Linked DNA regions of Homo sapiens: region 2 is linked to region 1. The links are chromatin contacts, found by Hi-C in ENCODE. All regions are on one chromosome and are shown on one strand. The core of a region is the stretch at or near the end of the contact, and the rest is flanking DNA. Distances in the headings are between cores, read along the strand shown.

The links. A loop is a pair of places that touch in the nucleus more often than their neighbours do. Pooled maps may share reads with other maps.
Region 2: a map with no recorded cell type shows a loop between it and region 1 (4-fold over the local background). The contact joins two enhancer-like sites. A Hi-C loop is called at or near these places in 2 of 37 single-sample maps with no recorded cell type and 3 of 50 pooled maps.

What each region holds. Positions count from the first base shown.
Region 1 is chr2:98,463,652-98,468,097 of GRCh38, reverse strand. All of the region lies in intron 1 of INPP4A (inositol polyphosphate-4-phosphatase type I A), which reads right to left. Among named protein-coding and RNA genes, the nearest start is that of INPP4A, 21 kb to the right of the region's middle. RefSeq lists enhancers at 1,680-2,244, 2,343-2,652, 2,663-2,802, 4,053-4,102, 4,289-4,446. Within about 2 kb of position 3,062, at least 25 of the 41 ENCODE cell types and tissues checked have a DNase peak (open chromatin) inside an H3K27ac peak, as active enhancers do.
Region 2 is chr2:97,908,400-97,913,013 of GRCh38, reverse strand. It overlaps TMEM131 (transmembrane protein 131), which reads left to right. Exons shown (of 41, transcript NM_015348.2): 3 at 4,316-4,356. Among named protein-coding and RNA genes, the nearest start is that of TMEM131, 85 kb to the left of the region's middle. Within about 2 kb of position 1,478, at least 2 of the 41 ENCODE cell types and tissues checked have a DNase peak (open chromatin) inside an H3K27ac peak, as active enhancers do.

The DNA.
Region 1 (4,446 bases), core at 1,813-4,312:
CACTGAGTTGGAAAGTATGCTAAGCACTATCATTCATAAATAATTGTAAAACTTAGTTGTGGAACTCGACAAAGATGAGGCTGAACTTACGGCCTGTTCAACCAACAGGCTGTACTCTAAAAGCCCATTTATAAGTTATCTGGAACCCAGAGAACATTTCATTTCATGTAAAATTACCACTAAGTTGGTACTTAAGTTCCCAAGAAATAAATAACTATTAGACAGTTAATAACTAATAGATAACTATTAAATAGAGAACTAGATAATAATTAGATAATAGATAATTATCTATAACTAATAGATAACTATTCAACTCATTTGTCCTTTTCTAATTTAAAATCAGAAAAACGTTATTATGGTGCAAGAAAATCAAGTGTGTGTTGTGTGTGCATATACAGACAAGAAAATCAAATGCAAGTGTATGTGTGGGATGTATATGCAAAAACTCTAACTTAAGGAAAAGAAGCTTCACATCAAGAACACAGAAGTTAAATCCATGGAGGCTGAGAAGATAATTTCCACTCAGTTCCAAGGGCAAAGGACACTGATGATGCTAGGTTCACTGGACCTGTTGTCCCCACATGTGGACGGTGTCGCTAACATTGCTGACAGCTTCACAGTCTTAACAGCAACATAATAGGGGAAAGGAGAAAGCGTTTAAACAGATGTAGAGACCAAGTTAACAGTGTGATGAATCATCAGCAGATGAGGGGGACGGAGGGGCAAGTGTGGCACAGGCACAAGAGGACAATGTTTGTCCCCTCCAAACTCCACACTGAAATTTAATCCCGAATGTCAGAAGTGGGGCCTAATGGGAAGTATTTGGGTCATGGGGGCAGATCCCTCATGTATACATTAATGCCCTCCCCCAACCACCCCCCGCTTTGAGGGTGCGTGAGTTCTCACTCCGTTGGTTCCCACAAGAGCTGGCTGTGAAAAGAGCCTGGGACACCACCACCACCACCCGCTCCCTTCCTTCCTCTCTCGCCATGTGAGCTCAGCACACGACAGCTCCCCTTCACCTTCCACCACGAGTAGAAGCAGCCTGAGGCCTCACCAGATGCAGATGTCCAGTCTTGAACCTTCCAGCCATCAGAATTGTGAGCCAAGTAAACCTCTTTTCTTTAAAAACTACCCAGCCTCAGGTATTCTTTTATAGCAGCACAAAACAGACTAAGAGAACATCCAAGAGGAAAAGAAAAAGGCCCTTTCCCGGCTACTCTAAGAAACTCGGCATTCAGAAGCCTGGTGTAGTTATTCAGGGACTGCCCAAAAAATACATAAGTGTGAGACAAGCATTCATAAAGAAAACGAGATGGAAATAAAACTCTGGGTCCCCACCAGAAAGAAGACAGATAGACATCATCACCTGTGAGTGCCCTCCTCTCTCTCCTGTGAGTTTGGCGATGGGTCTATCCCCTCCAAGGCCTACCTGGCATAACCATAAGTGAGGGTTTTATGCACAGAAAGACCTCTGAAACCTCTGCCACCAACCAGCTGGGTGACAACTTCTCTGAGCCGCAATTCTCTCACGGGTAAAATGGGATGACAGACACTTATCATTCAAGGTGTCCAGAGGATTAAATGAAGTGCTGCATGCTGAGGCACAGCACAGCAACGACGCTTAGTGAAATTCCAAAAATGCCGGTGACTCATTGTAATCTGTGATAGGGAATGTCTGTCACCCCCTTGAGCCAACAGGTGCTGGTGCACAGTGAGTGCTCTACAGGGTTAGCTTAAAAAACATAACAAGGCCGGGCACGGTGGCTCACGCCTGTAATCCCAGCACTTTGGAAGGCCAAGGCGGGCAGATTGCTTGAGGTCAAGAGTTCAAGACCAACCTGGCCAACATGGTGAAACCCCATCTCTATTAAAAATACAAAAATTAGCTGTGCATGGTGGCGTACGCCTGTAGTCCCAGCTACTCAAGAGGCTGAGGCAGGAGAATCGCTTGAATCCAGGAGACAGAGGTTGCAGTGAGCAGAGATCACGCCACTGCATTCCAGCCTGGGCAACAGAGTGAGACTCCATCTCAAAAAAACAAAAAAACAAAAAACAAAACAAAACAAAAAACGTAACAAGAAGGTCCCTTCCTAAGCTACTGGGGGGAGGGCTGGAGTGAGACTTGTGGCAGATGGAGCAGAGACTGAGCAAGGTGGGCAGGGCCAGCCTGGGCACACAGCCAGAGAGGAAGGGGGAGGGCGCTAGAGTGAGACCCAAGCCACCGTCTGCTCAAGTACTGCGCCGAAACCAGGGTGGAGCCGGGAGGAAAAACCACAGGCCCTCACAGGAACAGGGGCTCAGCCAGAGAGTTGAAAAACTCTTTTTTCAAACCCATGTAACAACATAGTAAAATGACAGGGGATTATCTGTTCACCAAGTGAGTGCCCAGCAACATGACAAAATGACCCCAGAGTCAGCTACCCCAGAGTCTGGGAGAGGAAAGGACCATGGCCACCCCTAGGCCTCCCCAAGCCTCAGCTTCCTCATTAAGCCCACTGTATGTGGGACAGTATGGTCCTCATCAGGCTGCTGTGAGGTATGGCAGGTCAAATAATGCCCCCTGCAAAAGAGGTTCACGTTCAAATCCTTGGAACCTATTAATGTTACCTTATACAGCAAAGGATTTGCAGACTCAATTAAGTTTCGAATCTTGAGATGAGATTATCCTAGATTACACTGGTAGGCCCCAAATGCCATCACAAATGTCCTTATATGAAGGCAGGAGATTTCGGAGAGAAGAGAGGGCCGTGTGACAGAAGCAGAGAGAAGCGGAGTCACGGAGAGAAGATGTTACCCTGCTGGTGTGAAGATGAGGAAGGGGCCGGCAGCCGAGGCAAGCCAGCAGCCACAGAATGGATTCCGCCCTAAGCTACTGGAGGGAACATGGCCTTGCCCACAGCTTGATTCAGCCCAGTGATTCTGGAGGCCAGAACAGTGAGAGAATAAGTTCCTTTCGCTTTAAGCCACCGAGTTTGTTACAGCAACCACAGGAAGCTAATACAAGGGATTAAAAGGGAAGTGGATACAAAGCAATCAGCACGCTATCTGGCACGTGGTAGGAACTCGAGAATCCCCATTAGTGAAGGACAGTTCCTGACATCCTCCCTGGGCCACCAACCCATCCTCAAAAGCTGTGTGAAAACCTACAACCTTGTACTGCAATAACGAGCTCTGTACTCTGCTCACAAAAGCTCCTTCGTGTGTATCGTCTCAGTTGATTCTGTCCTAAAAAGGAGTTTCCAAGGTTGTCCAAGGACTCTCGGCTTGTCACATATAAATACAACACTGCCACAGGCCTTGTCTTCAACATTCAGTTCAATTAGTTAAAATATTTCACAGGATGGCCTCTGCTGATATCTCATGGAGCAGACCCTCCTGATCTCAGGCATCATGAGCTGTGATCAGGGCCATCTTACCTTGCAGAAACACAGCACAAGTACTTCTCTCAGCCACAGGCCTTGCAACTGTCAACAGAGAAGCTGGTGCCGAGTTCTGACATGGGAACTGAGAACTCTGCCCCTGTCAGGGCAGACATGGCAGAAGAAGAGGCTGGGCAGGCAAAAAAAGACACTGGCTAGCACTTGACCTTCCAAACTGCTTTTCAGCTTGACTCATGCAAAGAGGTTTATCTCTCCCCTAAACCCCCTGCTTTTTGTTTCTTCAGCCCTTGCTCTGTGCACCCCCACTCTCGATTTTCCTCTTTGAGGAGCGAGTCCCAAGTGTCGAAACCCACCATGTGCAATAATTCCACTTCCTCCGTCGTGCTCGGCCTCCATCATGCAGACCCTGGGGCCTCAGCTTCCCCTGGGTTGCTGCGAGGATGTGGCCCCATGAATCTGACGGCTCTCCTGCCCTCCCCTCTGCCCCATTTTGTTCGAGACTCAGGGCTGTGCTGTCCCAACCTTCCCCAGCCTGTGCAAGATTTGAAGACTGTCCCCTTCATCAAGCCACAGCAGCCCTCAGCCACAAAGAGCTCAGGGTGGAGCCTCAAAACCTCAAGAGTATCTTAAAGAAAAAATGAAGAAAAAGAAGAAGCCTATTCACTTCCTAAAAACAGCCATCTGCAGGCCCTCTGAGATATCTTTTTTGCACCCATTCTTCTACAAGCTTCTGCCAGCGCCAGGTTCACTGGGTGGAGACCGTGTACCCTAAGCCAACTGACTACTGACCACTATCAGGCAGGAGACAAGGGCTGTGCACGGAGCGAGCAGAGACTGGAGGAAAAGCTGCCTCAGCATTCCTCAGCCCCTGGCACCGCATGCAGCAGACCCTAGGGCTAACAGCTCACACCTACCAGACCTTCACTTGACCATGGACGCTCATGGCTCTGGTCTGCCCTAAATCCCGCACAGGGGCTTGTAAGCAGTCTCGCAGGCACATGCCTGTGAGCCCTCCGCAGGTGGCTACTACTTCCTGCTCTCCTACAGACAGACCCCAGGGCCA
Region 2 (4,614 bases), core at 229-2,728, 550 kb after region 1:
ACAAAATTGCCCTCGGTTGAGAACCACTGAGTTACAGGGATAAAATTATCAGATGTGTTCGTTTTATAAAAGAATTTAATAATATTTTAAAGCATATCACATATATTTTTGCCGAGGCTGGTCTATTTGATTGGAAGAAGAGTCCATTTTCCTCCCGCATATCCCCTTTTGGAGTTGGGAGTGCATTCTGAGAGAAGCTGTGCTCAGATTATTTGGAATCTGCACCCTAGTGAGGAGCGAGGTTGAAGCTGAAGTCCTTAAGTATGACAGAAGCATGGGTGGGAAGGTACCGAAAGACCAAAGAATTTGGGGATGGGGAGGTAGGAAAGGTGTCTCCAAACTCACATGCATATACATATTTTCCTTAACACCTGAGGTGAAAGAACACCCCTGTTATATCTTGTCTGTTCTAAAGAGATGTGGTGAAGAGAATTTGCAGTGAGTTAAGAATCACTAAAGTTTCTGTGATTCAGTGAAATTGCCTTTGAAACATTGTAGGAGTGTCTTATATTTGATAGAAGATTAAAAAAATGCATGGCATGGGCATTTTCTAGGGCTCTGAGTACTCTTAATAGACCCTTATCTCTGGATGTGAATTCATGAGGTTCAAAGGTCCCTGCCAGTCAAATGGCAAACTATGGAATTTCCCTGTCCTCTAGAGATTGCTTTACTGTCTACTGAGGTTGATCATCTTTTTCATATGGTTATTGGCCATTTATTTTTCTTTAGTGAATTGTCTTCTTGCCCTTTGCTTACATTTCAGTCACAACATTGGTTTTCCCATTTCCTTTTTTCCTTTTCACTGTCGAATTATAACAGTTTTTATGTATCTTTACATTGTAAAGTTATTAATGTTGTAATCCTTATTTGCCTGTTTTTATCCTTATTCAGTGTTTATTTTTGCCCATTCTCTGACCTTTGACATTTCTGCATTTTGTATTAAATTGTTATAGTTAGGTTCCAGTTGTTTGATGCAATCCTTTTGTCTTTATATAAACAGTTGAGTTTATCTTATTTAGTCTCACTGTAGATGTGTTTAATCTTTTCCATCTGCTTTTTATGCATTCATATTGGCTTTTGTTTTGTTTTTAATCTCTTGATAATGGGGCTCAATTTTCAGATATACTTTTAAGATATGTTTATGCCTTTATTTCTCAAATTGCTTCAGAAACAAAATAGTGTCTATTGTGATCTTCCTTATTCTCATAACACTTAAGGATGTGTTGGCATGTTCTGAGATTTTTATTCTTGTTTATTACAGTTAAATGATTATTTTTCTGTTTTGTGGCATATACTTCAAAAACAATATTTATTTTCTGATTTTCTAACTTTATTTCCACAGATCCTTTGCATTGAGTATCTGCTTATCTTTCACAAGACAGCTTCCTCATTTGTGAGTCTTCGTATGAGTAATTTCAGTGGTCAGATTCTGTCTTCATGATAATTTTTTTCTCCTCAAGAAAGTGCACATGAGTGATACACGTCCTGAGTTCCTTTTCTGTAGACTTCATGTGAGACCATAGCTTCTCATGCTCTAGAATTCTGTCATAACCATTATTGATGTATAAATGACATACAATAAACTGCATGTGTTTAAATTATGTAATTTAAAAAGTTGGCATAATTATGTACCTGTGAAATTATTACTACAATCAAGATAATGGACATACGTGTCACCCTTAAAAGTCTACTTGTGCCCCTTGGTAATCCCTTTACGCTCCTTATCTTTAGGCAACCACCAGTCTGCTTTCTGTCACTGTCAGGAAGTTTACATTTTAAAACACTTTATATAAATGGAGTCATACAGAATGTACTTTTTTGAGGGTCTGGGTTGTTCCACTCAGCATAATTATTTTGAGATTAATCTGTGTTGTTTTGTATATCAATAGCTTATTCTTTTTATTGCTGAGTCGTATTCCATTGTACGGATATAACACAACTCATGTGTCTGTTCACCTGGATACGTGGAAGTTTGGGCTGGTGGAAATTTGGGCTGTTCCAATACTGAGCTGTAACAAAGCTGCTACGAACATTTATGTACAAGCCATTCATTGTACGGACAAATGCTTTTGTTTCTCTTGGGCATATATCTAGGAGTGGAGTGATTTGGTCATATGGTAGGTGTATGTTTAACTTTGTAAGAAATTGGCTTCAAACTATACTACAAGGCTATAGTAACCAAAACAACATGGTACTGGTACCAAAACAGGTATGTAGACCAATGGAACAGAACAAAGGCCTCAGAAATAATGACATTTATGCAGCCAACAAACATAAGAAAAAAAAACTCATCATCACTGGTCATTAGAGAAATGCAAATCAAAACCACAATGAGATACCATCTCACACCGGTTAGAATGGCAATCATTAAAAAGTCAGGAAACGACAGATGCTGGGGAGGATGTGGAGAAATAGGAACGCTTTTACATTGTTGTGGCATGTGTCAGAATTTTCTTCCTCTTTAAGACTGGATCGTATTCCCTTGTATGTATAAATCACATTTTGTTTATCTGTTCACCTGTCAATGGGCATTTGGGTTGCTTCTACCCCTTAATGGTTGTGAATAATACTGCTGTGAATGTGGGTTCATGCAGTATCTTTTTGAGCCCCTGTTTTCAGTTCTTTAGGGTATATACACAGAAGTGGGATTGCGGGTCGTATGGTAATTCTATGTTTAATTTTTTTGGGAACCACAATACTGTTTTCCATAGTGGCTACACCATTTTAATATTCACACTAACAGTGCACAAAGGTTCCAGTTTCACCACATCCTTGCCAAAGATCCTTATTTTCTTTTTAAAATTTTAAATAGTAGTCATCCAAACAGGTATGAAGTGGTATCATTGTGGTTTTGATTTGCATTTCCCTAATGGTTAGTGATGTTGAGCATCTTTTAAAGTGCCTACTGGCCATTTGTGTATTTTCTTTGGAGAAATGTTTGAGTCCTTTGCCCACCTTTTAGTTTGGTTGTTCTTCTGTTATTGAGTTGCAGGAGTTCTTGATATATTCTAGATATTAATCTCATCAGATATTTGATTTATAAATATTTTCTCCCACTGCATGGGGAATAGATGTAATTTTCATAATAAAAAGTTAAAGAAATTTTTCTTTACAGAAAATAGAAGAGCTCAACCAATACCAACTCATTTACCACCCAGACTCAACGGTTATTACCATTTTGCTGTGTTTGCTTTATCCATACACCTCCCCACACACACAAATTATTTTGCCAAGACATCTCAAAGAAAATTAAGGACACCCTTACACTTTACCTAGTACGCATCTTGAAAAAATTAGGACAGTTTTCTACATCTGCCACATTTTCTGCATAAACAGTCTCCAAAATACTATTTCAAAATAATATATATTATTGGGAAAAAATAATGCTGTTTTTTCTCATTTTGATGTAGCAGATAACCTTTTGGGATAAGTTCACTGATGGTATTCCTTATAGCATTGGCATTTTCTCGTACATCAATAAGAACTTCCATTTCTTCATCACCTGAACTACAGCTGTTGCCTCCAACTTCCTACTTTTTCTCATCTTCCTTATCTTTAAAACCTAAAGTAGACCAAACTTCTTCCCATGACTTCCTTACAAGGCAGAGCATTATCTGGCCTCTGCTTAGCCCTCCAGTCTCATTTTCTCCTTCTCTCCCAGCTCCAGCAGAGAGACCTGCCATCTGTTTCTTGAACATACCAACCTCTGCTCTCTATGAGGGCCTTCACATGTGCTGTTTTCTCTACCACCATCCATCCCACTGCCACACTGCTTTTTTTAATCCTTCAGGTTTTTATGTAAATATTGTCTCTTCAGACAGGCCTTCCTTCATGATGTGTTTAAGTATGGCAACTATTTATTCCTGTTCACAGCACCTTTTCAATATTTTGATAATCCTATTTCAGTATATAAATATGTATTTTTAAATGACTATCTCCCTCACACACACCACCCACTGTACCTTGAGTTCCATGACAGTGGGAATCATTACCACCAGCACCTGGCAAGCAGTTAGTGAGCAGGGAACAGTCCGAGGCACAGCAGCCTCACAAAGTGATTGTCAAAGGGGCTGTTCTCAGGATGTGTCGGTTTGGCACACTTTTAAAAATCCATCGCATTACTTTCTGTTACTTCATGTGTGTTTACAATTTGATCTAGTCATTGTATGTGATTTGGAGACCAGGTTTAACCTTAAAATCCAAATGGGTATAAAATGAATGTTGAAACTAAAATAGAATATTTTGGATATTCCATATGTCTGTAATATAAATATTTGGCTTCAGTTTTTTAATCATTATTTTATTCCTTTTACAGACCGAGACAACACTTGGACTCAGTTCATATCAGCAGAAAAGGTAAGTATATTTAATAAGATAATTAACATACTTTCGGTTCCTTCTGGGGGATTCCTGTGGTTCTCCCTCCTCTTTCCCCTTGCTCATTTTGGTGAAGAAGGAATAGCAAATTGTAAATCACATTATATGATTATTTCTAAGTGTTGTGTGTGGGAAACCAGGTTTAAGTTTGAATGTGCACATCATGCAATTGTGTAGCATGCCTCCCCTGTCGTGTACGAAGGGCTGTTACTCAGCTGAAACTCCCCTTGCTTTGTG